2 separate regions of the Homo sapiens genome follow, and region 1 is linked to region 2. A link is a loop called in an ENCODE intact Hi-C map of the cell type or tissue named here. Cell type or tissue: mammary epithelial cell. All regions are shown on one strand. Links, peaks and the distances in the headings refer to the core of each region. The heading gives the core; the rest is flanking DNA.

Region 1 (16,386 bases), core at 5,412-10,411, 910 kb after region 2:
TGTGTGTTCATTTATTTACATACATAAAGAGGTTTGTTGTAAAGAATTGTCTCATAGGACTATGGAGGCTGGGAAGTTCCCTCATCTGGAGTTGGCAAGGTGAGGAGCCAGGGAGGTCAATGGTGTGAGTTCCAGCCTGAGTCCAAGTTCAAAGGCAGAAGAAGACCAATGTCCCTACTGGAAGACAGGCAGGCAGAGACAGGGAATTCTCCCTTCCTCCACCTTTTTGTTCTATTCGGGCCCTCAGTAGATTGGTAGAGACCCCCCCTCACTGGGAAGGCAGTCTGATGCACTACTCCAACCACTCAAACATGCATTTCATCTGAAAGACCTTCACAGGTGCACTCAGAATAAAGTTTAGCCAGCTGTCTGGGCACCCTGCAGCCCAGTCAGGTTGACACGTAGGATTAAGGATCATACAAGGTCTGGACAGTGGGTAGGAAGGGCTACTGTGTCCTGGCTTTCAGCTGTGTTGGAATCCGCTGCCTGCTGTAAGATCCATGCCCACCCTTGCCTTTACACGTCTCCCTGTAGTGCCAAGAGTGACCCACTGGGCTTACGTGTGTCAGTTTCCTAGGGCTGCTGTAATAAAACACTGTAAACTGGGTGGCCTGGGGCATTAGGAGTTTATTCTCTCACAGTCCTGGAGGCTAGAAGTCTGAAATTAAGGTGTCAGCAGGGCCACACTCCTTGAGGCTCTGTGTAGAACCCTTCCTTGCCTCTCCTTTGTGCTGGTAGTGGCCAGCCATCCTTGCCTGGCAGCTTCATTGCTCCAGTGTCTGCCTCCATCGGCCACATGGCATTTTCCTCTTCTTTTAAGGACACCAGTAATATGGTGTAGACTCCACCCTAATCAATTCCTCTTATCTTGATTATTTCTGCAAATATTCTATTTCCAAGTAAAGTCACATTCACAGGTACTGGGGCTTAGGATCTCAGCATATCTATTCAGGGGACACAGTTCAACCCATAACAACTGTTTTTCTGAGATGCCCTTGGGTGCTAGAGACTTGTCCAGAGGGGCCCTGATTATTCAAATGGCAAGAATTCTACTCTTGCTTTTCAGCTATCAACAAACTCACTAAATGTAGATGGCCCCGTATCCAGAAGCTTCTTCAATGCTCTGAGGCAACCTCGTTCACACCCCAGGTCCAGAGAAACTGTTAGGCACCCTAGAAGCCACTTGAACAGTTGGGTGGTAAAATTTGAGCCACAGAATGAGGGTTTCTTTCTTTTTCTGAACTAAGCTAAAAGTTACCCAGAAGAATAAACCAGTATGAGGAGCCCGGAGGTGAAGGCAGGTGGGGGCAGGTGTCTGATGCGTTACAGGAGTGTTGTGAAAGTTTGTCAGCCAGAGGATGCTGCCAAAATTCCATCTGGAGAAGAGGAGGCTGCTCTCCTCTGTTTTGTGCTTTTCAGGGGGCTTGTGTTCTTGATTTTAATCTTTGTGGATTCTGCTTTCTATAACCCATCACCCAACACTCAGATACCTTTCCAGTCACCTGCAATGCTTATACTGTATTTTGTCGAAATTCAGTTATCACCCCATTTCTGATGTCCCTACCTTTCTGCAGCATCCAGAGAATCCTTCTAGGCTAAACTCTGGCCTCAGGCATCGCTCCCATTCACCCTAGGGAAAGGATGTTTAATCTGCAAAATTACTTTAAACTTACCTGAAGGGGCTCTCCAATGCTTAGCCTTTTTAATAGCCGACCCTCATTCCCTTCCCAATGCAAAGAAGAGGGAGATTTATTCTGGCTGGTTTATCCCAAATAAATCTTGGGTATCTCAGTTTTACATTTTAACGAGAAACAAGCACTTTATAATAGCCATTCAGATTAAACTCCAACATACTCTCAAACCATTAACCTGAAGGAACTGTAACGATAAATTAAACATATTAATGAAGCTGTATTACAAGCTCAAAATTTGTTAGGTAAATTGTAGCATTATTAACAACCAACTTATCACAATCTATCATTGGGGGGAAAATGAACTGAAACAGTGATTACATGACATGCAAACTCTGTCACAATAAGTAAACACAAAATATTTATTACTAGGAAATGCAAATCTGCTGGGACATTTTCATGTGAGTGTCAAACCGGCAGATCTTTTAAATTTTTCTCTTTTTTCCTCTCCCATTCTCCCTTCACTCCTGTCTGCTTTCTCTTCCTCTTCCCTTCTCATTCATTCCCTTCACTTTCTTGGAAGGATCTTGGCATCCGGTTTTGGGTTCACTGGTCAACATCCTTGTCTGCAGTTCTCTGCTAAGTTTTTAGATAGAGCCTAATTTTTGTAAATAGGATAAATTGCTCCAGGGCCCTCCTTACCCATTGTTCGCCTGTCTCTGATGATCCCTGCCTAGCTCGGTATGGTCCAGGACCATCTCCATCCTTAGGCCTATTTTGTGATGATTTGTAGCCAAATTAGTTTGCACCTCATGTAGAATTGCATCATTTCTGCTTGGAGAAACCACAGAGATATGAGGCCCTCACTTCCAGACGAGGAAGCTGAGGCACAGAGGGTGGTGTATCTTTCCTGCAGCCACCCAGATATTTAAACAGTGAGAAAAATCAAACCTGCAAGTCTCCTCCACATGACAGATCTGTATATTATATCACAGGTTTCTCAATCTTGGGTTCAGATTGTTTTGCAGAACCCAGAAGCATGGCTATAGTCTAAGGACAGTCGACATTATAGTGGCCTGGAAGTGGAACATTCACCCATGGCCTGGGAGAGTCGTGTCAGAAGACTCCCTGGCATGGTGACACCTTGCACAGCAGAGCCGTGGAGCAGGAGGAAGATCTAGCAGACCTATTTTGGAGGGAGAGTGCCTAGAATTGTCCTGAGAGATTTTAGGTGGACCCAGGTCAGGCCTCCTGGGTTGGGGTTTTGTTGTTGAAGGCTTTGCTTTTACCACTTTCTCTTAGGCTTTGGAGGTAATAATGCCTAACTCCTCAGATCACTCGAAGGATTAGATGAGATGATGCAAGTACACTCTACTTTGTAAAATGAAAACCTAATGGACTGTGTAGCCTCATGGCTGTTACTGCTAGCACTTCAACACACCCATGTCTCTCAATCCTTCGGTTTCCTGTGCCCACCAGGGCATCTGTCTGTTGAGTTTCATGAATCATCTGCTGGCACCCAGCAATGCACATGTACAGGTGATTTAAGGCCTGGTGGTGGGGAGAGGGCAAAAGGGAAGACAGGCTGGACAAGGTGAACTCGTGGGGATCACAGTTCAGTGGTCACCTGAGTTATGAGTCTCTCCCCCAACGGATCTTTTCCCTCTGTGAATTTCCATTATGTCACCCAGTGTATTTCATCTGTGCTAAAGGAGAATACACTGATACAAATGTGCACCACCCCTCCCCAACCCTTGTATTTCTGATGTTAAGGCCTCTCTGGCTTATATTGCCTAGAGGGGACCCAGTGAGATAGTGGATCAGCTGTCCTGTTTAAAATCTGAACAGATCTCTTAAGTCACAGGAAGCCGAACCCCAGAACAGTGGTATCCAAACCTGGTTTTGTGACATCCCTTTCTTCCTGAGCATCTCTGGTTGTTTCAAAGAGTGACCCAATGATCTCCTAAATTTCCAAAGCAAAATAAGTCACAATAGTTTAAAAATACATACAGCACGGGAGGTGCTTAAGAGGAGATGAGTGTCTCCAACTAAATGAGTGATAGTGACGGAGCAACTCACCTATGTGGCCAGGTGCTTTTTGGGGTTTGAAACTAGAGAATGGTCCTGAGAGGTTGAAATTGCACCAGGATGTTTAGCCATGCTACCTTCTTGCTGTGTGGGATAAAGAATGGAGCCACAGCCTCTTAAAACCTGATGTGACATCTAGGAGACAGAAATGAAAAAGGCAACCCTTCTGGCCAGGCACGGTGGCTCACGCCTGTAATCCCAGCACTTTGGGAGGCCGAGGCGGGTGGATCACTTGAGGCCAGGAGTTCAAGACCAGCCTGGCTAGCATGGTGAAACCCTGTCTCTACCAAAAATACAAAAAATTAGCCAGACATGGTGGCACATGCCTGTAATCTCAGCTACTTGGGAGGCAGAGGCACAAGAATCGCTTGAACCCAAGAGCAGAGACTGCAGTGAGCCGAGTTTGCACCATTGCACTCCAGCCTGAGTGACAGAGTGAGACTCTGTTAAAAAAAAAAAAAAAAAAGCCCTTTTAGGGAAATTGAACTCTAGCCTTGGTCTACCTGGTTTCCAGACCCAATGGAAAGTGTGTCTCAGACCCGAGTGCCTGCATGCAAAGATTTCCAGATTTCTCTGGCACATTCCTTTTCCAACCTTTTCACTTACCATGTTTATTTTTACTGTTTGTTTTTTTCTCACTGCTATTCTACTATAATTGTGCCCAATTTGGTGATTGGGACAAAAAAGGCACGGAAACTGGGTTGTAGCTTGCCCAGATACTCTGCTAATTTCTACCTTCTTCTGGGGGTGGAGTTTAGGACTTCCTATGCCCCCTCCGCCCCACCCAGGCTTCCCTCCTCCCCAGAAACTTGAAACTCTCCTGGGAGGGTGGCCACCCGCATACAGGCTCCCCAATATATGCACCTTGGCCCTCTCCAAAGGGCCTCCTTTTTGCCCCTCCCCACCCTCAACCACAGACACATCTTTAAAACCTTGTCTTGAATGTTCACCAGACTCTAACATGTGTCCACGTGTCCCCCGGGGCTCCCTCCTGCCTGGCTGTCTGCCTCCTGCAGGTCTGTCTGCTTATGTGCACCGACACGGCAAACACACATGGTGCACCAACATTTCAGCCCAGTGTTGCTTTGAACAAGGCCTTCCAGGGGATCAGAAATGTGGACAGCAGATGTCAGAGGTGACCCACCGTCTGCTGTTTATGGGAGTTGCTCATTCCCTGGGTCAGGGAATGTGTACAGAGACTGTCACAGCCAGCGCAATGAGCATCCAAGAGGTTGTCACTGGTATCTCCCTGGGAACTGGACCACGATTTAAAAAAAAAAAAAAAGCTTGCCTAGAACACAGACACGCTAGGGTAACTGTAGATCTTACATTCACACACATCCTGGGCTTGACATCCTTGCCTTCAGCAGCTTGGCAGACAGAAAAATAACAGTTTGTTTTCTGTGTGATCAGAGTTAACTTAACCAACCCCTGCCAAGCTCTTCTCTTTGTCAGGAGAAAGAGTCAGAGGGAAGTGAGGGCATGCAAGTAAGCGCGAGGGGGTGGCGGACGGAGAGCCAGGTGAGGAGAGGCAGCCGGAGAAAAACAGTGCTGGGAAGCTGGCCGGTGAGTGTGGAGCCAGGTGATGTGCCAGGCATCTGACAGCCGTCAAGGAAGGGCAGCTGGCAAGGGATTGCCAGGAACCGGAGGGCAGAAAAACAGGGAGATTTGGGGCAACAAACGACATAGTCAGTGGCTGGAACTTGCTGGGGATGCCCTTGTGAGCCCTGCCGCGGGAGCAGTCATTCTCAAAATTTAGGATGCATCCAGACCACCTGTAGAACTTATTAAATACAGATTGCTGGCTTCAGCCCTGGAGTTTCTGATTCTGTAGGTCTGCGCAAGGCTAGAGATTTGGCATTTCTAACAAGTTCCCGGATGCTGCTGGTCAGGAGCCCAAACTCTGAGAACCACTGCACTCAGGGAAGCCCAAAGCTGACTTGCTTTAACCTCTTCCAATATGGCATCCACCAAGAGCAAAAGCTTTATTCATGGGAAAGGTCATTCAGTGCTTGGAGAAGCACGGAGACTCTGCTCTCCTCTCTCCAGGCAGGAGGTAAGAAGTGAAAGCAGAATCTTTGGTTCGTGGGGTGTTGCAGGTTGAACTGTATCTCCCCAAAGGGAAAGCTGAAGTCCCAACTTCTGATACTTGTGCATGTGACCTTTTTGTAAATAGGGTCTTTGGAGATCTAATCAAGTTAGGATGAAGGATGGGCTTTAATCCAGTGACTGGTGACTTCATGAGAGAAAAGAATGGGAAATTTAGACAGAGAGACCCGGGCCATGTGAAGACAAAGGCAGAGATTGGAGTGATGCTGCCACAAGCCAAGGAACAGCAAGCACTGCCAGCAGTCACTGGAGGTGGGAAGAGGCAATGAAGGATTCAGCCCTACCGGCCCCTTGATTCCAGACTTCTAATCTCCAGAGCTGTGACAGAATACATTTCTGTTGTTTTATGACACCCAGTTTGTGGTCACCTGTTATGGCACCCCCGGCAAATGAATACACTGGGTTTTCAGAGTTTGTTTGTGTTGCCATCTTAAAAGCGCCCAGTATGACCACTGTGGGTAGGTCTTGTGTCATGCTGACTTTCAAGGGAGATGCCTGTCCTCTGCACATGTCTGTAGGTGCAGCTCCAGGTTGCTTGACTGTGGAGATGTTCACCAGGGCAGTCCAACTCAGGTGTCTGAGAAGGCAGGGGTGGAGAACATGGGAGAGGTGGGGAAGCATGGCACTGCCCTGCAGAACTCCAGCAGAGCCCTTTGACTGGGAAGGAAGCAAGTGGAGAGCATAGGAGAGGTGGGGAAGCATGGTACTGCCGTGCACGGCTCCAGCAAAGCCCCATGGCTGGGAAGGCAGGGTAAGGCACTGTGCATTTCAGGAACTTACACGGAATAAAAGAAAGGTTAGGATGACAGGGAGGCAGTGTGAGAAAACCTGCTTCTGGAGCAGGAAGTCCGGTGATCTCAGAGCACCAGGAAATTAGCATAAGGAAACAGCAAAATTGTCCGTTAAGAATGCAGAGCCAAAACTTCATGGTAGAGGAGTGCAGCGGCAATGTGTTTGGAGAGTAGGAAACAGGTGGAGAGAATTATAAATTACAAGGAACCCTGAGAACAGATCTAGAGTAGGAAACAGGTGGAGAGAATTATAATTTACAAGGAACCCTGAGAACAGACCTAGAGTAGGAAACAGGTGGAGAGAATTATAATTTACAAGGAACCCTGAGAACAGATCTAGGATGAAGCCCTCATCACAGCACCTGGAATATGCTAGTTTTCTATTTCTCAATTTGGAGTTCCCTGGGGACTGCATGGGAATCACCAGTAGCACTTACTCAAAATGCACGTTCCTGGGCTCCACCTCAGCCATGCTGCGTGAGAGTCTCAGTGGACAGGGCCTGGGAAGCTGCATTTTCACAAGCTCTGCAGGGGTTTTATGCTAAGTCTGAAAACCATGCTGCATGTGCTTAGGAAACGTTAGTAGGTTTCCCCCTTTCTAGATTAGATTAGGGGAAATAGAGAAGAATGGAAGAGAGGAGAGGAGGTTTCAGAAGGGCCTTTGGATGGCTCTCCTCCATATCGCCTTGCCCAGGACCTCTATGTGGGCCACCTTGGGGTGCGTGTGGACATGCCTTCCCTTCCACGGTTGGACCAGTCCTGACAAGCGCTGCGGGGCCAGGCGTCACAGGACTGGAGTCACCCGACTGTCGCAGCACTGCCACCTGCTGGCTGCAGGAGAAAATGCAGAATTCAACAGAGAGTCCACACTTGTTAAAGACCAGCTTCAGAAACACACAGGCAGAGACCCGCGCACACACATACCTACATATACACCACAGAACAGAGCCCCTCCGACCCTGGCTAGACCACAGCAGCATCTGTGATTTTGCCTGTGTAACAACTACAGATGGGTTCGATTTCTCCCTTCAGGGGACAGATGAGATTGGAGTGGGGGAGAAGAATTAAAAAAAAAAAAAAAAAAAAAAAGCAAAGTGCGTGATGATCACCAGAGGCTCTGAAAAGACTTCCTCTTCCCTCCTTCCTTCCTGTTTTCCGGTAAACACAGGAGGTAAAGATGTGCAAGTTGTGGAAACGCTCATTCTGCAGGGGGTGGGGAGGGAGAGTCCTGCAGCTGAGGCATCCCTTGGCTCCCAGCCCTGGGGAAGGAGAGGGAAAGCAGGGAGGGAGGAAGCCAGGAGGCTGGAGAAGCTGACCCTCCCCCAGCTTAGCGCTCTCAAGTGTCCAAAGCAAGTGAGCACATACTGATATCACCTCCTTTCCTCGACACTCTGGGTTCTGGGCAGTATTGCGCTCTTTTCTGCCTCAGTTTCCCCTTTAGTGAGCAGATGGGGCTGCCAGAGGGTCAGACCCTGGTGTGATCTCTGGTGCTCAGAAGGGTGAGAGTGTCCACATGAATCACCTGTCTGGCTAGGAAGGGCTCCAACTCCCTCCCCCTGCAACCAGGGCCCTGAGATGCTACCCCTGCCCTCTCCGCTCCAGTCCCCCTGCCTGCAGGCCTGCTTGTTGTGTGGGATGAACTGCTGAGATTGCCTTGTCTCGGTTCATGACCTTATGTCAAAACCACTTGGGATTGAGTTTCTTTGACCGGGTTACTCGGGTCTTCAGGGAAAATGGATTACAGCCTTTCCCAGGAGGCACAGATTCTTGCGCTCTCAGAGAATGTTCTCTGGCCTGCAAACTGTGCCTGCCTGGCCCCGACCCTTGCTCTGCCTGGCTCTTGTTCTCCACTCCCTGCTCTTGGATTTCTTCCCTACCCATTTCTGAAATTGCCTGGCCAGGTGTAACCTGAGCCAGCTGAGGGAGGGAGCAGGCTGAGAGGCTCCCTACAACTGGTGTTCCACAATGCTGTGCTGACTTTTGCTTGTGCTGCTCCATTTTGCTCTTGTTGCACACAACCTGGTCATGGTAAACTCATGGTAGCTTTGCAAGGATAGGCAAATGGTCACTGAATGCCACAGAATAAAAGTAATCAGGGAAGACTTTGGATCCTATGCTAGTGAATCCCAGACCAGTAAATCCAACCCAGTTCAGTCCAACTCAAGTCAACCAATTTATTCCAATTCAACATAACACAACCCAATCCAACCCCATCCAATGCAACCCAATCCAATTCAATCCAACTGAACACAACACAACCCAATCCAATCAAATTCAACCCAATCCAACTCAACTCAATCCAATTCAATACAATCCAACACAACCCAATCCAATCAAATTCAACCCAACCCAACCCAATCCAACCCAACTCAATCCAATACAACCCAACACAACCCAACCCAATCCAGTCCAACCCAACCCAACCCAACTCAATCCAATTCAGCACAACCTAACTCAACCCAATTCAATCCAATCCAATCCAACCCAACCCAACCCAACCCAGTCCAATCTAACATGATATAGCACAGCACACACAACCCAACACAACCCAATCCAATTACATTTAATCCAACACAAACTTAACTGAACCCAGCCCAATTCAATTCAACACAACACAACTCAATCTAATCCAGCACAACCCAACTAAATCTAATTCAACACAACACAATCCAATCCAATTCAACCCAACCTAATCCAATAAATCCAGTCTAACACAACACAACACACACAACCCAATTTAACAAAACCCAACCTAATCCAATCCAATACAACACAACACAGCCCAACCTAACCCAATGCAGCACAATACAACTCAATCCAATCCAACCCAACCCCAGCACAACACAGCTAGGCTCAAGCAACAGGCAGTCTTATAGCACCCTGTTTTACTCATCTCACTCTGCATTGATGAAACTGGAGGGTGGGGGACTAAATTGTGTACTTTTCTTGTGAGACCCCAGTCCCTTATTTAAAAAGAAGTGGGTGCCAAGATAGCATGGTAAGAACAACAGGTTCAGAAGTTAAGAGACCTAATGAAGCTACAGTGGTGTCATGAATTTGGAGAGTCATTTCCCATCCAGGCTTTAGTTCTTCATCTGCTGGGGAGCTATGGCCTAAGGACACTTCCCAAACCCAGCTCACAATACTGCTGGGAGGACACACTGAAATGATGTACATAAAAATCCTTTTCAAAATTTGAGGCACCAAGCTATTATTGATTAAGTACTTTATAGGCTAGGGTTAAATCTATGTTTTAAAATCTTAGCCTGGAAGTTTGTGAGAGTTTAGGGTCTCTATCCCATAGTGACTTGATCCGTAAAGTGCTAAAATGAAATGTTCCTCCTAAGTCCACCATTTTCCATGCGTTTAAGTCAGTTGATTGAGTTTATGTTAAGAACATCAAGGTTTTCCCAAACTCTGGTTAGAGAGCTTGCTGCAAAGAAATGTATTGTTCCCTTAACCTAAACCCAAAAAGTTGACTAGAAGAGAACTGGGAGAATGTGGACGATTCAATAAAATCCACCTCCCAACACAACATAGGGAGGCTTATGGTGATAGAGTCGCATTTTTTAGTTTAGTCATTTGAGGCAATAAGTGGGCGTTCACTTTGTTAAAGGAATGACAGTGCCCCTCTTCAAGGGCATAGCAGTTTTTCCAAGTTGAAAAAGTAGGATATGCTTTGCTTATTATCTCCAGTTTATGAAAGTCAGATCATATCAGTTCCCCCATCCTGGAAACATACAACACTTCCCCTCTGTGTACAGGTTAAAGCCCAGCACTTTGAAAGACATTCAAGGGTCTTTTGCACCTGCATCCAACCTACCACTCTGGGCTTCCCTCCCACCATGCCCCCAAAAGTCATATGCCCTGACCACAGCTGACTACCCTACACTGCACACACGTGGCACTTTCCTCCATCTCTGCCTTTGCTCATGCCAGCCTGCCTAGGACATATTCTTCCTCATGGCTCCTGCTATTTGAATCATATTCCTCCTAACAATCAGCTCACATTGCCACTCTTCTGGGAAGCACACTCCTCAGAATTGACCACTGCTTCCTCTCCATGGCCACCAGAACAGAAGTCAATCATTTGAATGTGCTTCACTCGGGAGGGGCGTGAGATGTGGGCCAAGGTGTATTGGGTTTTAACCAGAATATCTGATCGAAAATGAGATCCAGCACTTGTTAGCTATAATCTAACTTTGAGCATCATGTAGCCCATCTGAGTCTTAGTTTGTTCATAGATACAACATGAGTACAAATAATCATCCTCCTTCCCTCACTGGAATCATGGTTCATTTATTAATTCAATAAAGTTTATTGTGTCCTTACTATGTGTGGTGTGAATTAAATTTAGAAAGTCAATGTGAAACTGCTTTTTAAATTGTGCTGTGAATCTTGTTTTGGACAAGAAGTCTTTGAGGGTAGAAACCAGCCAAATCTTATTTGAAATGTGTGCATTTCTGGGTGGGATTTTACACAGTACATGCTCAACTCATGTTCAGCAATGGAATGAACTAGAGAAAACAAGCCTCCCAGAGGTCACACAGAACAGACCGGAGTGAAAGCCCCTCTGGTCCTGTTTCCCAGGCCCCAGTAGCAGAAATGTCTCCCTTGCTCACACATCCTCCCCTGGCTCACTTAGGTGCCAAATGGAAAAGTCAAGGAAGAAAGTGCCACAGAGGAAGAGCACAATATTCCACTGGATAACTTGCTCAGGAGAGTGGATAAGATTATCCTTAATAACCTGACACTTTTATTTATGGAGTGTCTCTGATAAAAACCCTCCAAAATGCTTGCAGTCCATTGGAGGAGAGGAAATAATTACCTGCTTAGAAATCTGAGAGGAAGTTAAGTGACGCAAGACAATTTTGTTGCTGGCTTCTTTTCGTGTCTTGCAACACAACAAGCTGGCATGATCAGAGCCCTGCTGGGCTGAGGAGGAACAAAGAAGTCTTTCCATCATGACTTTTCCTGGTCTACGTTGAGGATGGGAAGTAAAGTGGCTGGAAGTCCAGTTAGTGAACTCCAGCGTGCAGACCCAGGACAGTTCTGATACAGGACCCAGGGTCTGGTGATGTGGAACCTCCGTGAGGACCTCTTTTGGAACCCCAGAGTAACAACCTGTAAAATCTCAGTTTTTCTTGATATTCTCCAACCCTCAGCTCTCCCACCCTTTCCTTCCTCTTCCTCCCTTCCCTACTTCCCGTGGCCTCCCTTTCCAGACTCTGATGGGGGTGAACCATGGAAGGCCCCAAGAAGCAGAAGGGAACCAGCACCCCCGGTCATGGGCATTGGCATGAGGCCGACTAAACGCTCTGACCCAAGGGGAAGGTCTGTGGGGAGAAGGGGCCACACCACACACTCAACCCTTAGAGGGCTTCGTTTTGTTTTAAGTCTTAGGTCAGTGTGGGAAATAAACCCTACTATTTTTTAAATAATGGTAGGTATTTCTGGATTTTTAATTTGACATAGACTTTGGAAAGAAGTTCCTGAACCAGCCCTAAGCAAAAATTGTGAAAATTTTGGTGCAAAATGAGACTTTTGTTTGGTTCTGTGAAACTGTTTAATCCAAAGAAAAGTTCCTCAGATACTAAAATTGAAGGACCCTGGTGATGGTGCAGAGAAGGTAATTAAATCGGTGTGTCTTTCCTGTGCTCCTCAAAGTGACTGCCTATTCATTTGCAAGTTTATGTTGGGTCATGCATGGAGCCTATTTCAGCTTCTGGGATGAGAAGTGGGAGAACATTCTATTCCTCAACTTAGTGAGCCCTCTGTAGTGTCTGGGGGCAACGTGAAGGGAAGTAGGAAATAGTGATTTGTGTTCTTCCCTTTCCCCGGCACTTTTCCAATCTGTATTCTGTAATCTATGGAATGTGTCTGATGTGACCCTTAGAGACAGGGTAGGAGGGCCAGCCTGCCATGGTGGTCGTCTAAATTCTGGCTCCGGGAAATGATTTGATATCATGATATCACAATCCACCTCTAAAATGACAGTGACTCAATTGTCCTAAGCAATGACTTTCTGCCTAAGCAGAAAGTCATTCAGTCAGACATCCAGCAGACATTCAGTCCTGAATGTCCAAAACAATGAGACAGTCAATCGGCCACACTCCCACCAGTGACATTCAGCAGATCTCAGACCCGCACTTCTTCTTTCCACCCACACGGCATTCCCTTCAACTTGCTCCTTGGGCCCACCATTCCCTTGGCCACCCAGGTGTGACAATCCAGAGTTTGTCCTTCATTCTTCAAGCCCCATCTCCTTCTCCCTCTGTCCTTACCCTCTATTCCAACTGCCTTTTGGCTAGACCAAGATAAGAATCATAGTCCTTTACTGTCACCCTACTTTTAGTCTCTCCCTGTCCACACCATGCAATATAAGAGTGTATGTTCCAGGCACATGCAACTTCCTGTAGCAAAAAAGTTCAGGAAGGAGAATTATTTCAAAACCAGTCTCAGACTCCCACCATCCAATACATTTTATCCCTTAACATGTCCTTGAAACACATTAAATAATATTACTTTAAATGCATTTCATAAATAAGACTTTGTGTAACCATTACTAGCTTAATATTGACTCTAGGCTTGAGGAAAAGTGATGGGGACATAGGTATAGTGAGGTAGGCAGAGAGGGAGGTTGGAGCTCAGGACCACCCCCATGTGCATCCAGGGGGCAGCTGCAAACAGAGGTCCAGGTGCAGCTCCTGCCTCAAGACCATCAAAAAAGAATGCAGTGCCCCTCAAATCTCAGTGCAGCGACTCACAGGAGGGTAAGCCTTCCCTCTCTCCTTTGCCAATGACGTAGCTGTGCAACATGAGTTGCCAGAGGTGTGTCATGGGTCAGTGAGTAGCCATGGACCCCTCATGTAAATAAGTGCTAACTGTAGTTTAGCTGTGATTATGTGCTGGGCAGTGTGCTAAATGCTTTTCATCTACTAACTCATTAAATCTTCACGTCAACTGATTGTGGTAGGTACTGTTATTATCTGCATCTTCCAGATGAGGAAACCAGGGGTTAGAGAAATTGACTCATTTCCCAAAGGTCATGTAGCTAGGTCCTGGCAGAGCTGCGTAGAAGCCCTTGTTAATGGCCTCTGGAACCCATGCTTTCAATCACTGCATTATTAATTTCTTGGGCAAACCTAAAAACTAACACTTTGACAGAGTAAGTGCTGGCCAAATGGATAAATGGATATATTATTATTGATATGTCAATATACCATTAGCATATTATATTAACATATTGATCATTAATATTAATGTGCCATCCCCTGACTCTCTTGTTCTTGGTGACTTCCCCACCGGGCTCAGTTTTCACATCTGAAACATGGGGAGAGGCAACTCCCAGAGCACCAGAACCAGTGGCTGTAGGTTTTTGCTCAGTGCCTCAGAGCTGGGAGATCAATAGTTTAATTGCTGTGAAACACATGGGCCTTGATGATGCCACATAAATAATTGTAATAACTGTGGCCAGTGACGGAGAGAATGGTTTTCCAATATCTTATTTTAAAATGGATTTCTCTGCAACTAACTCCACAGGCTTCTGGCAGAAGGAGTAACCCATACAGGCACTTATTATTATTATTATTATTATTATTTTCCTTCAAGGCACTTTGGCTCTGGTGCCTCCCTCACTGGGATCAAAGGTCACCCGTCTGATTGGAGGAGGATGTCTTTAGGCCCCTCAACTGAGGGCGGGGGTGGCTTAAAGCTGGGTCTCTGTGGTTTTTCCTGGGATGAGGGTGGTCAAAAGCCCCTTTGTGATCTTCCAGCCAAGCTCTCTCCTGGCCCCAGGGCCCCCAGCTTTCTGCATCTGTGCATTCCAGCTCTGTCTGGTGATGTCATCCCCAGACAGGGATGCCCTTCTCAGCTCCAGCATTCTAAGCCCAGGGAAGGCTGTCCCCACAGTCTCTTTGGGAACAGATTTTCTGACTGTAAACTATTCACATGCCTCACCCCAGGACTCATGAATTTCTGGGTCCTCATTTGTGATAGTTCCAAGTATTTCTTTCCCAGAGTAGCTGCTGTTTTTAAAAAGTAAGATGTGGGCAGTGTCTGTGCTGGAGAGATGTGTGGGACGGGGAGGGGAAGGATTCAATAAGGGGTGGTGATCTATGAGATAGCCCTGAGTGAGGCCCACTCTTCAAAGAAGCTCTAGTAATTGTTTTTGCTGGTGACACTGAACATTACAGTGCCTACTTTTAGAAGAATTGTTGCTGAGTACAGGTTTGAAGCCAGAAAATGTAAACTTCAGTGTGGTGCTCCACTTACTGGCTAGTGAGCTTGGGTAAGATGAATAACATGTAGCCCCTGCACTCAAGAAGCTCCTAGGGAGTGGGGAAGACAGTGAGCGCTCATGACCCCATGTAGCAATGCATATAAGTGACACAAGCAAGGTGTGCAGGAAGTGCCGCTGGAGCCCACAGGAGGCACCGAATCATACCGGGAGACTCTGGGGAGAGTTCTGAGATTCTCAGTTTTCCATGAGCCGGATCTTGGGTAACGTCACATGCATCCCTCACTTCCTTCTGACCCTCCTTTAGGCCACACGCGCACACACACACACACACACACACACACACACACACACAATTATCCTAGATAGCCCAGGAACTGGGGCTACTTTGAAATCCTGGTATAGATCCCAACTGAGCAAATCTGGAATCCCCTCCTGTTCTAGGGCTTTGCAAATGCACTGACATTGCAAAATGAAACTCCATCATTTCTGCCAGAAGTCAGGCAGCACCACTCTGACCAGCGTGCTTCCCAAGGGGATGAGGAGTGAATGGAGAAAGGCACCCCAGCCTTGTTGAAGTTGCATCCTCCACCTTCTGGGAAGTTGCACCTCTGCCCCTTGTCATAGGTGAACATGGGCTGTTCTTAGCCTCTCTCACACACACACAGCTGTCCTTGGATGGCAGCCTCAGTGCCCCTTGAAAGTGCTGGTGCCCCAGTAGCTTGATGAGGCTGCAGGGGAAGAACCTAGGGCAGAGCCCAGTAGGGAGAGCAGATGTTGAGGTAATACGCACTTGTCTGACACTCCCTGGGTTATTTATTTGTCAAGGAAATTGCAGAACAGTGCCTGGGGGCTGAGCAACAGACCCACGGGGCTTCCTGCAGACAGGATGATGATGGGAGCCATATAGGGCTGGCTGCTGCGGGTGCCCTTAGTGCTAGAAAGAGGTTTGGTGGTCCTGTAAGGACAGAACATCAAAGAAATGTAAGCTTGGAAGATAGTCTCTGAGGATGCTGGGACCCTTCTGATCTTTTTCCAATGTTAATGGGACTCATGTGTTCATTTGTCAATTTACTACACATCTATTAAGCAACTGGTGTTCCCAGAGCTGCCAGGGAGCCTTGCTAGGGGAAGCTGTGCTCTGCTACACCATCATCAGCATCACATTATCTCCTCTTCATCTTCACATTGGCTAACCAGGCACGGCTACGTATTAACTAGCCACAGCTCACAGGCACGTATGTATATTGCATGTATCAGGTGCTGAACTGAGAGCATTTCACAATTCACCTGATGAGATCCTCACGGCAGCTCTGAGCTCCAAATTCTGAGACCTGTGTTTCAGCTGAGGATGCTAAGCAAGTCTGAAAAGTCCTGCCTGAGGTTACGACATCTATAATAGACAGAATCAGCAGTCGAGCTTGGTTGCCTGCACAGCCCCAGGCTTAAGCTCTACACCACTGACCTGCCCTCAAGATGTTGACACACTCATGGCTGTCACACCCTATAGCTTATAAGGGAGCCACTC
Region 2 (16,386 bases), core at 7,536-12,535:
AACTGTTCAGAAACATTGCTTCTGTAAACACTTGTATGTACTCAGTAAATGCAAAATAGATGACATTTGTTTAGCTTTACAGGTTTATGAAATTTTTATGCTTAATTTCAAAAATATTAAGTAAATAAATGCTCAGATATGCACACAATTCTTAAGAAACAGTCACTACCACCTGTTATCTGTTCAGTGCCAACATTTATAAAATAATAAATATGGTTTTTATTTGAACACCGAATGCTGGGTTCTTTGGCTGGAGTAAACGTGTAGAAAATGTGCTCTACCTTGGGGAAATGTGATATTTATACATAGCTATGTCTGAAATTTTTATATATGATAGATTCTTGTGAGTATAATGAAAAGGAAAATGCGGAAAATGCAGAAAATTGTGAGTAGCAGAAAGACCTAACACCTTAAATAATAAAAACTGTTTAATCCTAAATCTATGAGTGACTTGGTAAAATATAAATTCTAAAACCATTTTTAAAAACCATAATCCCTGTTAATAGACAGGAGAACTGAAACAGGCAGAGTACTCTTGAATGTGTCTATTCAAGGTTTTCATTTTTTTTCATCCAGGAGGGATATTTTTAAAATTAAAAAATTAAGAATATGACACAGATACTGACCAATTAGAACAGACATCTCAGTCGTGGTCCTGGAGGTCATCTGGGGTGCCAGGAATTAAGGCTTTGATGCCATAGTGTGCCAAGAGTAAATAGGATTTTGATATTAACAATCATGCAATTATATGAGTGCATATCACCAGAATGTCAGCCTTGTTCTAATCCTAGCTATTCCCAGTAACAAGTGTCTGATATGTTGACTACATCCTGTTCTATATGTTCTATTCTTGTTACCTCTAGTCCCTCTCTCATCTTTGTAGGTAGCAATAATCATCACAGATTCTACCAAGAAGAACTATGGGACAGAAACAGTAAATGAATGACTCTTCCACATTTGTTCAAAGTTACTTAACATGAAAAACTGCACTTCTAGCTTATCCTGAAATATTAGAAGATCTTACAAGATAGCACACATTCCTGGATGAAAACAATTGTCTGAATTTAGAAATAATAATTGCCAGCATGCAATTCATGAATATTTATAAAGTCCTGTATTTTTATAAAAGCGATAATAACAACTATTTCTTTAAAATGTTTGAGATGACTATGGAATTTTTATTTATTTATTTATTTATTTTGAGACAAGGTCTCACTACGTTGTCCAGGCTAGTCTGAAACTCCTTGCCTGAAGCAATCCTCTTTTTTTGGGGGGGGGTGGGGGGAACGGAGTCTTGCTCTGTCGTCCAGGCTGGAGTGCAGTGGCGTGACCTCAGCTCACTGCAAGCTGTGCCTCCTGGGTTCATGCCATTCTCCTGCCTCAGCCTCCCAAGTAGCTGGGACTACAGGCGCTCACAACCTTGCCCGGCTAATTTTTTGTATTTTTAGTGGAGATGGGGTTTCACTGTGTTAGCCAGGATGGTCTCAATCTCCTGACCTCATGATCCCCCACCTCGACCTCCCAAAGTGCTGGGATTACAGGCGTGAGCCACCGTGCCCAGCCCTGAAGCAATCCTCTTACCAGCCTCCTTAGTTATTATGGAATTTAAAATATGAACTGTATTTTTTTCTTAGGTGTCATTACAATATTGTGGTTATATATATTTTTTGTTTTATCTTTAGGAAATGTGTGTTGAAATATTTACAAATGAAATGTCATGTTTTCTGCAGCTTATTTTCAAATATTTTAGAAAAAAACTAAGGTATATATGAACAGACAAAGCAAATGTGGCCAAATATTAACAACTGCTACGTCTAGGTAAACATATACCACTTTTCTCTGTTCTACTCTTCCAACTTTTCTGTAAGTAGCTTTGAGCATTTTCATAATAAGATGTTGATGGATTAACCTGCAGGACATTATGTTAAGTGAATGAAATAAGTCAGGCACAGAAAGATAAATACCCCATGTTCTCGCTCGTATGTGGAAGCTAAGAAAGTTGAGCTCATAGAAGTAGAGAGTAGAACTGTGGTTACTACAGTCTGGGAAGGGGAGTGGGGAGAGGTGGATAGGGAAAGGTTGGTTAACAGATACATAATTAAAGCTAGATAGGACGAATGACTTACAGTGTTCTATAGCACTGCAGAGTGATTATAGTTATTAATTTATTGTTTAGTTTTTGTTAATTTTTTTAAGAGACATAGAGTCTCACTCTGTTGTACAGGCTGGAGTGCAGTGATATGATCATAGTTCTCTGAAGCTTGGAACTCCTGGGCTCAAGCAATCCTTCCACCTCAGCCTCCTGAGTAGCTGGGACTACAGGCATGTGCCACCATGCCTGGCTAATTTTTTTTTTTTTTTTTGAGACAGGGTCTTGCTCTGTCACCCAGCTGTCACCCAGGCTGGAGTACAGTGGCACAATCATGGCTCACTGCAGCCTTAACCTCCACGGTTCAAGCAATCCTCCCACCTCAGCCTCCTGAGTAGTTGGGTCTACAGCCACATGCCACCACACCTGGCTAATGTTTTCTAATTTTTGTAGAGATGGGGTCTTGCTATGTTGCCCAGGTTGGTCTTGAATTCCAGCTTCAAGTGATCCTCCCACCTCGACCTCCCAAAGTTCTGGGATTTCAAGTGTTAGCCACTGAACCTGGCCTATTGCATATTTTCAAATAGCTAAAGGAGGGAATTTTGAATGTTCCAAACACAAAGAAATGATCACTGCTCGATGTGGTAGATATGCTAGTTACCCTAATCTGATCATTACATCATTGTATACATGTATCAAAATAACACTCTGTATACATATATCGAAATAACATTACACATTGTATACATGTAGCGAAGTAACACTCTGTAACCCCATAAAGATGTACAATTATGTCTCAAAACTTTCTGAAAACATGAGAAAATGAAAAAATATAAATGGTGTATATATATATATATATATATATATATAGAAAATGCCCAATAAATATTCTTTTTATATATATGTTATTTATATAAGCTATTCAAGAAATATACTTTTTTCTCCATGTCTGGCTCATTGCTCTCTCTCTCCCTCCCTCTCTCTCTCTATATATATATGTGTATATATATACACACATATACATATATATGACAATATATATGTGGTTCATTGCCATATATATATATATGGAGACATGGAGAAAAATTAAGAAAATGTGAAAGTAGTGTCCACCCTGTAGAAACACACCAGCAAGATGGGAACAAATAACTGCATTGTACATGATTATAATCTGATGTTACTATGCAGTTTTAGAAATGAAGCGTTTAAACAATAACACCTAGAGTCACTGGCATAGAGGGGAAGAGAATACTTAATGCTATTACCCAGAAATTGCAATGGTGTAGCTCAACGTACAACCTTTTAGTGTAGCTGCCAGGCAGGGAGCAATACTTCCCACTAAAGAGGATTAACCAGCCCTGGGATTGCACTACACAGAGAACACAAATTGTGCCAGAGCAAGAACAGAGGCTAAAGAGACCAAGGATGCAGTGTGCTCTGAGGACCCTGAGAGGGGAGCTTTCTTTCTCACAATGTACCCATTCATGTTAACAAGTAGAGCAGGCAACTAGCAACTAATTCTTAGAATCCATAGCACATACGCAAATCTCCCACAGAAAATACATAATATGGCTGGGCGTGGTGTCTCACGCCTATAATCCCAGCACTTTGGGAAGCCAAGGCGGACAGATCACTTGAGGTCAGGAGTCCGAGGCCAGCCTGGCCAACGTGGTGAAACTCCATCTCTACTAAAAGTACAAAAGTTAGCTGGGCATGGTAGCATGTGCCTGTAGTCCCAGCTACTCGGGAGTCTGAGGTTCACTGCATGAACCTGGGAGGTGGAAGCTGCAAGGAGCTGAGATGGTGCCACTGCACTCCAGCCTGGGCAACAGAGCAAGACTCTGCCTCTAAAAAAAAAAAAGAAAAGGAAAGAAAAAGAAAATACATAATATTCAGTCCTTTGAACTGATGCTTTGACAGACAAATGCATCTACATTTGCAGCAAGAACAACATGGGACACATAAAGTAGGGCACAAGCTAGACCAGAACCATTCTCGTCAACACATGGGTTAAGGGTTTTTGCCAGGGCCTTAGAAGATATGCTTTAGGGTATGTTTAATGTAAGTGCATGGAGAAAAATAGACAGTACATGCAGCCTTTCTCAGCAAATCTTTGCTGCCATTTTCATAGAATTCCGAGAAATTTTGCTAAGTGTTATTACACTGAGATTGGACCCAGTGAACCCCATATGACTATTAAGTATGCATTCTCCTCTCCTGGGCCTTATTTCTGTCTAGTATGCTCTGCTATATTAACATGAGGAATACCAGGAGTAATTGTTACAGGAGTCTGGAGGTTTTAAAAGATTGAAGGCTGAGCATGGGACTGGAAGAAATAAAAGAAAACATGAGTGGGAAACCCCACAAAATGATATGGGGTTATGGAGAAAGGATTTCCTGACTATAAGACTTATGAATCACACAGGAATGAGTGACTGTGGAGAGTTACACACACACACACACACACACACACACATTTTCACAAAAACCTTTAGGCCATGAATATTCTATTCTCCTCCACAAAGTTGGAATTGTTCTTCCTGCAATAGGAAGTGCTCCCTGGCTGACCTCTCCTTCACAGTCATCAACCCTACCTTCTATATCCTCCCATATCACTAAACTAAGAAAACATAATCATCAGCCCACAGCAAATTCTAAAAGGCCTTTGGCATATCACATTGGCTTTGCATCAAATTTATTGCTGAATTTCACTGGCTTCTCCCGATCTGCTTTATTGCTGATTTTAATCTTGTTTGTTTTAGGCTTCCAAGCCCCACTGCAAAATACCTAATACACTCTTTGTAGCTAGAGACTGTATAAATAAAATGTATCATATTCCCATTATAACAACACTATATCATCCACATTATGTAGCACCCATAGGTGGCCTACATTTTTAATTATTTCCCTCCCCTAAACTCTAAATTAATACAATGAATTTAGAAACCCCTCCACCTCTCATCAGAGGAAGTAATTGAATACTCCATTATGATAATAAGCCATTTTTCATTGTAAGTGCTTGTTCCCAGAGGGCTTTGCTCTGTGCAGTAAGTCTACAGGCAACAGTTTTGAAAGGGCAGTGTGTGCTGTGTACTCAGATAATAACACTTTGTTATTTTGCCTTAGATCTTAAACCACTTTCACGCTAACAAACAATCCCCCGACCCAAAAAAAAATCAAGGAAGCTACATTTTTTAGGTAGAAAAGGAGATGCACGAAGGTGGTCACTTTTCCTAGCACTCCAGTGATTCAGGGATAGAGTAAGAGAAATGAAGCATGTAGCCAAACAGGGCTGGAGGTGAGTATTCCTGTTTTTGTTTTTGTTTTTTTTTGTTGTTGTTGTTTTGTTTTTGAGATGGAGTTTCGCTCTTGTTGCTCAGGCTGGAGTGCAACGGTGCGATCTCAGCTCACCGCAACCTCCGCCTCCCGGGTTCAAGCGATACTCCTGCCTCAGCTTCCAGAGTAGCTGGGATTACAGGCATGTGCCACCACGCCTGGCTAATTTTTTGTATTTTTAGTAGAGATGGGGTTTCTTCATGTTGGTCAGACTGGTCTCTAAATCCTGACCTCAGGTGATCCACTCACCTTGGCTTCCCAAAGTGCTGAGATTACAGACGTGAGCCACCATGCCTGGTCGAGTATTCCTGTTTTTAATGGTCTCCTGGCCTGTCCATCTTCTTCTCCTGTAAATGCCCCTGGATCCAGATGAGGTGTAAGAGCCTCCAGGCCAAGGGTTATGTCATGTGTAGCTTCAATCCTTTCAGTGCTTTGCCTGAGACGGGCAATCAATAAGTGTTGAATAACTGGGCAAGAAATGATGCAGGCTGCCCTATTTTTGTCCTCTGGAGCACAGGTGAGGAGCAGCAGAAGACAACGCTACCAGCTCTACCTCTAAGCAATTGCCCAGGGCCCAGATGAGAAGGGACAGAAAAAAAATAAAACCTCATCCCACATTTGCAACAGCAGCCTACAGATGTGTAAAAACAATTGAGCATTAAATGCAGCTTTGATGTAGATAAAATATCTTAAGGTTGAGAATAGTCTAGAGTAGATTAAGGTAAGAATATAGGCTCTAGAGTCAGGCCACTTAGCTGTGAATCCTTTTTCTGCCACTTACTGGCTAGTGGTGACGTTGGGTGAACTACTTGACCTCTCTGTGCTTCAGTTTCTTCATTTGTAAAATCGGGATAATGATAATACTGACTTTGAGGGTTGCTGTGAAGATAAAAAAGATTAAAAACTACTTAGAACAGTGACAGACACATTATAAATACTGTTACCTATTATTATGGTTGCTATGGATAACATGCTCATCATCACTCAAGAAGTACAAGGCCAGGTAGGTGGTCAACTCCATGGTGAGGACAAAGGCGGATAAAAGGTCTCTGTGAACAGATTGATCGCTCCCAAGAAGTCACAGGTGTGAAAACTCACTCATCAGTCCTACTCTTTATGTCAGAAGGCCCCTCTGAACATAAAAATGATATAGGAGAGGAGGGTGATTCGACCCTGATGGGTTTCCCTTCACAAACCTCCAGTGATTCCTGATTGCCTCACAACACATTCCTGCCCTAGCTTTTGAAGCTCTGTACTGTATGGCCCCATACTATTTTCCTCACCAGAACTCTTAACTACTTTCTGCATTTACCTTAGCTCTGGGCTTTCTGTTCATCTAGCTGATGCTATTAAAGTCTGTTCTGGCTAGAAATAATTCTTCTCAAGGCATCTTTTCTAAGAGCGGGCTATTTACCTGGTCTGGCCACGGGAACCCTTGAGAGCATGTGCCATTAAAGTCCATTGAGTTTCCCTGTCTACATCTGGAAATACCTAAAGGGTTTTCATAACAAAAGGATTAATTAGGCGGAGCGAGGTGGCTCACGGCTGTAACCCCAGCACTTTGGGAGATCAAGGAGGGCGGATCACCTGAGGCCAGGAGTTCAAGAACAGGCTGGCCAACATGGCAAAAACCCATCTCTACTAAAAATACAAAAAATTAGCCGGGTCTGGTGGCAGGCGCCTGTAATTCCAGCTACTCGGGCAGCTGAGGCAGGAGGATCACTTGAACCTGGGAGGCGGAGGCTGCAGTGAGCCAAGATCGCACCATTGCACTCCAGCCTGGGCAACAAGGGCAAAACTCCGTCTCAAAAAAAAATTTTTTTTAAATAAAAATAAAAAAGGATTCTCTGAGAAGCCAAGGCAGGTGTATCACCTGAGGTTGGGAGTTTGAGACCAGCCTGATCAACATGGAGAAACCCTGCCTCTACTAAAAATACAAATTAGCAAGGTGTGGTGGCACATCCCTGTAATCCCAGCTACTTGGGAGGCTGAGGCAGGAGAATCGCTTGAACCTGGGGTGGTGGAGGTTGCGGTGAGCTGAGATCGCGCCATTGCACTCAAGCTTGGGCAACAAGAGTGAAACTCCGTCTCAAAAAAAAAAAAAAAAAAAACAGGAATAATTGCCCATAACTGTAGGAAATGTATATACAGCAGCTAGCAGTGGATCTTCAGCATAAACCCAGTTATAATTGAGATAGTGTCATTCTCTTCTATTTCCAATTCCTTCACACTAAAGGGCAATGTGTGCCACCTACTCAGCACAAAGGGACGGATCTGCAGGCAGAGGGTTCTGAGGGGGTGTTAGGGGATGCCAAAAGCCACAAGACCAACAGGGAGCTTCTTTCTGAATCGTGTCTTTGGCAGCCTGCAGCCATTTCTGTTAAGGTAGACAAGCGGCTAGCAAATAATTTGTTAAGTATTTCTTCCACAGAAAAGCATACAGATTCAGGACTTAAAGATGGTTCTTTCACAGGAAAAGGCAAAGGGGCAGGGGGACTCTCTGCAATGCTGGTCATGTTCTTCCGCTTAGTCTGGTTGGCAGCTACACAGGCATGTTCACTTTGTGAAAATGCATGCAACTGCACACTGAGGAATTGTGTACTTTTCTATGTGTCTGTTATACTTCAATTAAAAAGTCTATTAAAGAAAATTGAACATGTTAAATGTATATATACTATTTGAAATTTTAAAGGGTTTTAATTAACTATGTCAATGGACTACATATTAATCAGTCAGTTTAAAAGCTATCATTCAAAATTTGCTAATTCCATGAAATAGAATAATAAGTTTTATAAGCTGAACTAAAAAACTTAAGGAAAATGTCATTCAGCCATAAAAGAAATGAAGTACTGATACATGCTACAACGTGGATGAACCTCCAAAATATTATGCTACATGAAAGAAGCCGGCCACAAGAGGCCACATAGTATATGATTCAATTTATGTGAAATATCTGAATAGGCAAATTTATAGAGATAGCAAGCAGATTAGTGATTGCCAAGGTGAGGGGGAAGGTGGGAATGAGGAATGACTGCTTAACGGGAAGGGAGTTTTACTTTGGAGCAATGGAAATGTTTGGGACTAAATGCCACTACATTGTCCACTTTAAAATGCCTAATCTTAAGTGAATTTCACTTCAAGAAAAGACTTAAGATGAGATTTATATTTTCATAGTTAACATTTAATACATTCAATAGGAATATTTAGACTGCTGAATGGTTTTTTTCTGTGCACCAAAACCACCTCAAGGGCACACAAAGCAATCTTACTTTATTTTGGCTTTTACTGTGGGGGCTATAAAAAGGGTCAGGTTCATGGTCAGATGCAGGGATGGGAGTATCGCTCTACACTCTTTGGAAGAGATGGTTCGCCATCTTTGCAAGTCCAATTTCATATGTTCTCCCTGGCAAAGTAGAGAATGAGATATAACAAATAAAAATGTAATTGATGGAGTCTGAGGAGTCGTCTATTTCTTCCTCCCTGCCATTTGATACACCTGAATTTGATCCATTTGAGATGACCTCTCTCAAATTAACCAACTCCCAGGAAGGGAGGTTCTACAAACTTTTTGTGATAGATCTCACACCCAATGAGTAGGATTTGTAGGGAAAATTGTGACATTGATTATTACGTCTTTGTAATGTGTCCGTGGGAGGTCAACATTAAGTTCAATTTATCATTAACTGGACGTGTTTGCTAGTTTGGCAAAGGAAGTAATGTGTAATATGTGCACATTAATGGCATCTGTAATGTGTAATGTGTAATGCGTCCATGGGAGGTTGACGTTAAGTTCAATTTATGATTTAACTGGACATGTTTGCTAGTTTGGCAAAGGAAGTTATCTTGGTGATAGTGGAAGGGGTTGAGCATCTCTGGAACTTGGGGAAGGAGAGAACAAATTCCAAACCAGATCTACTTGAAAAACTTGTTTCAGCATCAACAGAGTGGAAACTGTACTTAAAGCACAAACTTTGTGTAACTACAGACAGAAACTAAGAATTATTTGCAACTAATATGCACATCTCAAAACAAGAAAATGACTGTTCCAACCGAGTCCAACAGGGGGCAGTAGTGATTTCCTCAGCTCCATAGGGTTATATTCAGTGGCAGCAAGTTGATCTCAAGTTTCATTAGGTTTCGGTTGCCAGATCTAGTAAATAAAAATACAGGGCATCAAATTAATTTGAATTTCAGATAAAGAAACCAATTTTTTAGTAGATTTCATATATTTCATATGAAACTGAGGCATACTTAGGTTAAAAAAGCATTTATCTTTTAGTATGATATCCATATTTAACTGGGTATCTGGTATTTTATTTGGCCATCCTAAATTGTGTGTGTGTTTAGGAGAGAGAGAAACAGGCCCAGAGAATACATGTGGCTCATCTAGTTTACACAGTCTAACATATTGAAACAGGATTTCTGTTCATTTCATCCTAATATGCTATGAAAAGGTGAAATCGTGGTCTGAAAATTAGGGAGTTTTCCTGATTCCTGTCTTTTTTCTGATCTTCCTATACTGGCTCTATCTTTCCTGCTTTATAGCCAAACAGATTTCTAGTTAACCTTGTCTGTCCCCATATTGGCAATCATCTTCATGGTTTATGTCTTCCAATGAACCTGTCTCCTTCTCCCAATTTTCTTATCCTGCCCCTGAGGTTTAATTTTGTTCAAGAGTCTTCTCAAAACAAACAGAAGGTAAATGAAGACTGTCAGCTTACTTCAACCTGGACCAGATGGAGTTAGGGAGGTAGTGAAAACATGAAGTAAAAGGAAGGAAAAACATGTTTTATTTGTCTCTTTTTGTCATATGTCACAGAACAGGAGACCTGCTATGTCTGTGATATTTACCTTAGAAACAAGGTTTGTGTAAATTGTGTAAGCCACATGACCACAGTTTTTTTCAATGGTAAATAAAAATAATCTCAACCTAGAACTGCAGGTAGGCTTCAATGAGAAAAGGATGTACAAGTACTTTGTAAGATGTTAAAGGCTATGGTTATAACAATTAATTTATTATGTGTTTTTTCCTTTTGGAATACTATAACTAATACAGGCTTTGATCTCTTAAAAAGAAATATTGTCAATATATATTCTTCGCCATCACTCCAACCCCAGCAACTAGTCAAAGGTGTTATAACAGTGATAACGAAGCTGAACTAAGGTAGGCTAAATAATCAGTACCTTCCAATTTCCTGGGGTTGAGCTCTCCCTTGGAGAGCAGGTAACAGTTGGGGACAGAGTGATCCTCTTTTTTTAAAGCCACATTAGAGTCTCCAAGAAATGACAATGTTTCAGATGCATAAAAGGAAACATTCTGAAGCTAAATACCAGGAAACATCTATCAAAACACAAAAGAAGCGAAAAATTACTTTATAATATGCAGAAAAGTATGCATTTGAATGATCACCTTGAAAGAGTTTTGGGTAGGGGATGGAGGAATAACACATTTATAGATGTTATGCCAGAGGATGGGTGACTGCCATATTCTTCTATTAAATCTTCCCAGGAAAGGAGACTTTAGGGACTCAAAAGATGCTTGTGATGAGTTTATCTTACTTGCTTTTCTAGACTTTTGCTTTCAACGAAGCACCGTAGCTCTGACTGTTATATTCATCACCCATGTTAGGTGTCTGCTGCTATTTTTTGTTTCTTTGTTTTTTACGCATTCTTCTTGTGTTCTCGTCTTTCCAACTCCAGAGATAGCTAAGCATTTCCAAACTTATCTCCCTTGTGTACTTATATCCCCTGCATTCAATCCAGTTTTGTAAACCCAAGGTACAGTGATTCCCTACCACTTACCGAAGGGGATGTACCTTTCAGGAGCCCTTATGGGAGGTCCTATGTGGCCATTTAACACCATTTGTCAGCATTAGTTTCCAGCAAAGGATTAGACCACAGGTCTCTAAAGGGGGAGGTGAGGGTGAGATATTCCTCCTCATTCCTGAATGTGATGTTCCAGGGTTTGGGTAAAATGATCTACTGGTGTATGAGGAAAAAATAATAAAACAGTTATCTCTTTCTCTTAAAAGTGAAAGGAGTTCAACTTTAATATTTACTGTATGGATACACAAAGACAATCTCACTGGCATGCCAAGTGTCCTAGGAAGAGTGAGAATTCCATAGTGAGTTCGGATTGACAATGACCCCTGCTATAATTTGGATGTTTGACTCCTCCAAATCTCATGTTGTGATTTGATCCTAATGTTGGAGTTGGGGCTTAATGGGAAGTGTTTGGGTCATGGGAGTGGATCCCTCATGAAAAGATTAATGCCCTCCCTGTAGGGTGAGTGGGTGCAGTAAGTGAATTCTCACTTTTCATTCCCAGGAGAACTAGTTATTTTATTTTTTATTTTATTTTTATTTTTTCAGATGGAGTTTTGCTCTGTCTCCAGGCTGGAGTGCAGTGGCACAATCTCGGCTCATGGCAACCTCCGCCTCCCGGGTTCAAGCTATTCTCCCACCTCAGCCTCCTGAGTAGCTGGGACTACAGGCATGCATCACCACACCCAGCTAATTTTTGCATTTTTAGTAGAGATGGGGTTTCACCATGTTGGCTAGGGTGGTCTCAATCTCTTGACCTCATGATTCGCCCACCTCGGCCTCCCAAAGTGCTGGGATTACAGGTGTGAGCCACCACGCCCAGCCGAGAACTGGTTATTAAAAAGAGCCTGGTACCTCCCCCATCTGGCTCTCTTGATTTGCTCTCACCATCTGATCTCTGCACACACGGGTTCCCCTTGACTTTCCCTGTTTGTGGAAGCAGCATGAGGACCTCACCAGAAGCCAAGCAGATGCTGGGGCCGTGTTTCTCGTACAGCCTGCAGAACTGTGAGCCAAGCAAACCTCTTTTCTTTATAAATTAGCCAGCCTCAGATACTCCTTTGTGGCAACACAGACTCCCCCATTCTCATTCATTCTATTTCCTAGAATTGTGAAATATTGCTATTTGCATGTAAAAAGTTACATGGTTTTACAGATTAGGTTATTTAGTTTTAAAATATTCCTGCAGAGAGAGCATGAATTGAATTGAGTTTTAATAACACAAGCAAAAGGAAACAACAAGAAATTGGCAGAGCTGATAACTTTTTCTCTTTCTGGCATGAGCTCTCATTCAGGCACATTACAGGTTAAAACAGTGGTGAAGTAATAGAGCTGACACATTTCTCTTGCTTATGAAAAGTTTGTTCCCATTAAAAATAAAAAGGTTCATATCACAAATAAATGAAATAAAATGTATTTTAAAATATTGTTTATTGTGCCAGGTGCAGTGGCTGACACCAGTAATTCCAGCACTTTGGCAGGCCGAGGCGGGTGGATCACGACGTCAGGAGATCGAGACCATCCTGGCTAACATGATGAAACCCTGTCTCTACTAAAAATACAAAAATTAGCTGGGCGTGGTGGCAGGCTCCTGTAGTCCCAGCTACTCGGGAGGCTGAGGCAGGAGAATGATGTGAACCTGGGAGGCGGAGCTTGCAGTGAGCCAAGATCACACTGCTGCACTCCAGCCTGGGCGACAGAGCGAGACTCCATCTATAAAAAAAAAAAAATATATATATATATATATATATATATATATATATATGTTTATTTTCCCCTCAAAAATATTATAACCATATTACTAGAGTAGTGTGTGTATATAATATAAAGCTAACTACAAATCTTTTGCAATTATATGCTCAAGCAATTGTTACTGATAGGTGTATGCAAATAAAAAATTAGACAACTACTAGATGAGAGTCAGTGCTGTGCTAGAACGTGCCCCTACAGGCTTATGAGCACTGACTATTAAATTTTCAGGAATTTTTAAAATCTACCTATTAAACACAACTGATATGGTTTGGCTGTGTCCCCACTCAAATCTCATCTTGAATTGTAGCTCCCATAATTCCCACGTGTGGTGGAAGGGACCCAGTGGGAGGTAATTGAATCATGGGGGCGGGTCTTTCCTGTGATGATCTTGTGATAGAGAATAAGTCTCACAAGATCTGATAGTTTTATAAAGGGCAGTTCCCCTGTACACATCCCTTGCCTGCCTCCATGTAAGACTTGACTTTGCTCCTCCTTCACCCTCCAGCATGATTGTGAGGCCTCCCCAGCCACGTGGAACTGTGAGTCCATTAAACTTCTTTTCCTTTATAAATTACCCAGTCTAAGGTATGACTTTATTACCAGCATGAGAACAGGCTAATACAACAACTATTATTAAATTTTTAATTACATAAACTTATAATTACATATATTATGTTAAAAAAACAAAGGCAGGGCAGGGCGTGGTGGCTCATGCCTGTAATCCCAGCACTTTGGGAGGCTGAGGCGGGTGGATCACGAGGTCAGGAGATCGAGACCAGCCTGGCCAACATGGGGAAACCCCGTCTCTACTAAAAATACAAAAAAAAAAAAAAAATAGCCAGGCGTAGTGGCGGGCGCCGGTAGTCCCAGCTACTTGGGAGGCTGAGGCAGGAGAATGGCGTGAACCCGGGAAGCGGAGCTTGCAGTGAGCATAGATCACGCCACTGCACTCCAGCCTGGGTGACAGAGCAAGACTCCATCTCAAGAAAAAAACAAAACAAAACAAAAACAAAGGCAGTAAATATTCAAAACTTGGCATTTCCTAATTACTCTTCTTATTTTACTAATTCTATGCTCTTTAGGGTATTTATATCTATCTTATCTTTATGATGGTGTATTAGTTATCTATTGCTGTATAACAAATCATCCCAAAACTTAGCAGTTCAAAATCGCAAACATTAATTAACTTACACAGTTTCTAAGTCAGGAATCTGAGAGTAGCTTCACTAAGTGGTTTTAGCTCAGGATTTCTCATGAAACTACAGTCAAGTTGTCAGTGGGGGATGCAGCCATCTCAAGGCTTGACTGGAGCTAAAGATATGACTTCCACGAATATTAACTCATATGACTGTGGCTGGAGGCCACAGTTCCTTACTACATGAGCTTCTCCATCAGGTTTCTCAGAGCATGGCAGCTAACCTCCCTCAAAGTGAGTGATCTGAGAGAGAGAGACCAAGATAGAAGCTGCAGTGCCTTTTATAGCCTAACCTCGGAAGTAACATACAACCACTTCCACTATTTCCTACTGGTTATACGAAACAACCCTGGAACAACATGAGAGGGAAATAAATACTGAATACCAGGGCTCACATCTTAGAGGTTAACTAACATAGGGAAACATACAATAAAATGATGTGCTACTATATGTATCTTTCCAACTCCATATTCAGTGACATCACATTGATTGCCTGAACTTGGCCATGGTACAAGTATTTACACCACAAAAATCAGAAAATGCTACAAATCAAGTGGTTTTTGTCGTTTCTTTGTGCATTATTCATGTGCTTGTTTTTTGCCTGGGGAGCTGCTTTTGAAACACTTAGCAGCACCTCACTGATTAGAGTGCACCACCATGCTGCATTTGGTAAGGTGAGGGATGGGGATACCCATAGGTGACTGTGTGGTAGACAGAATGAGCTGAGAGTTAGTTTGGATGGGGGAGTTAAAGGTCCAACACAGAAGCAGCAAACCAAAATTGAGGTGGTAAGGGTGTGATTAAGTGTGGGACTGGTTCCCCAGTGCTTCTGAAAGAGGGCAGGGAAGACTGCAGATTGCCCCATGCTCATCATGAAAGTCTAGGATGAGGCCAGACTGGACAGACACTTAACCACGTAGGACATGGTGTGCACCCACCCTATAGGGAGCTAACAAATTGTATCTGAATTTTGACCTTGAGCTCATACTAGTGCACTAATCTGAGACTGACAGGAGTGATTTAAGATTGGGAAAGTGGCCGGGCACGGTGGCTCATGCCTGTAATCCCAACACTTTGGGAGGCCGAGGGGGGCAGATCACAAGGTCAGGAGTTCAAGACCAGCCTGGCCAATATGGTGAAACCCCATGTCTACTAAAAATACAAAAATTAGCTGGGTGTGGTGGCTTGGCCATAGTCCCAGTTACTTGGGAGGCTGAGGCAGGAGAATCACTTGAACCCGGGAGGCGAAAGTTGCAGTGAGCCAAGGTCGCGCCACTGCACTCCAGCCTGGGCGACAGAGCAAGACTCTGTCTCAAACAAACAAACAAACAAAAAAGATTGGGAAAACAAAACTTTGAAGCAATGGTTAAAGAAACAAGAAGATAAGTATTGTAGAGGAATAAGAGGTGATAGAAATGGATTTCTAGGTAACAAAAGGCTCATGCACAGAAAAGTAAGCAGGATAGTGACTGTAAAGATAAGAATTGGGATCCTTTTATGAGGTAATATCCATTTCAATCTGTTTTTAGTACTAACTGATGAATGTAGACTTGTTCAATCATCAATATGACACTCAAAATTCAATTAATAAGTGCTTATTCAGGGCCCACCATCTTCCACAAACTGGGCTGGGCTCCTGGGAATGCAGGCTGGAGTAGGGGTGGGGTGTAGGGTAAGAGAGCTATATTAAACAGTCTCTACTCTAGATGATATTACAGACTTTCAGGCCTAGTTTACAACATTTTAGGAAACTTCCTAGTTTTTTTTTCTGATAACAAAGATGTTGAAACTTAACATTTTTTTATTGTGATAAACTATATATAACATAAAACTTACCATCTCCACCATTTTTAAGTGTACAATTCAGTGGCATTAAGATATTCACAATGTTGTATAACCATCACCACTATCCATTTTCAGAACTTTTTCTCATCCCAAACAGAACCTCTGCACCCATTAAGTAATACCTCCTGCTGAAGAGATGTTGAAACTTCATATTTTGGATTGCTTTCTTTTTCTATTTGTTAATTCCTTCAGAGCCAGGACATTAGGCATTAAATATGAAGTCATCAAACCATTAACTAGTGTTAGTGAGTCCAAGATGGATTAAAATATTTTAAACTCAAATAGAAACAAGGCTTTGACCTACATGGTACAACTGCTGATAAAACTGAAAATGTAAAGATCAGTG

Evidence for each region. A loop is a pair of places that touch in the nucleus more often than their neighbours do. Peaks named below come from ENCODE experiments on the same cell type or tissue, not always from the same donor. Only the 100,000 strongest peaks of a DNase experiment are listed, where the experiment ranks them.
Region 1: it touches region 2 in a loop (5-fold over the local background); 10 of 110 quality-filtered maps call a loop at or near these places.

What each region holds. Positions count from the first base shown.
Region 1 is chr7:132,309,984-132,326,369 of GRCh38, reverse strand. The region is part of intron 3 of PLXNA4 (plexin A4); the gene reads left to right. Among named protein-coding and RNA genes, the nearest start is that of PLXNA4-AS1, 34 kb to the left of the region's middle. In mammary epithelial cell, for the core only: a CTCF peak has its summit at 7,443 (motif pointing left); a DNase peak (open chromatin) is centred at 7,429.
Region 2 is chr7:133,223,896-133,240,281 of GRCh38, reverse strand. No RefSeq gene overlaps it. Among named protein-coding and RNA genes, the nearest start is that of EXOC4, 21 kb to the left of the region's middle. In mammary epithelial cell, for the core only: a CTCF peak has its summit at 9,495 (motif pointing right); no DNase peak of the experiment used is centred there.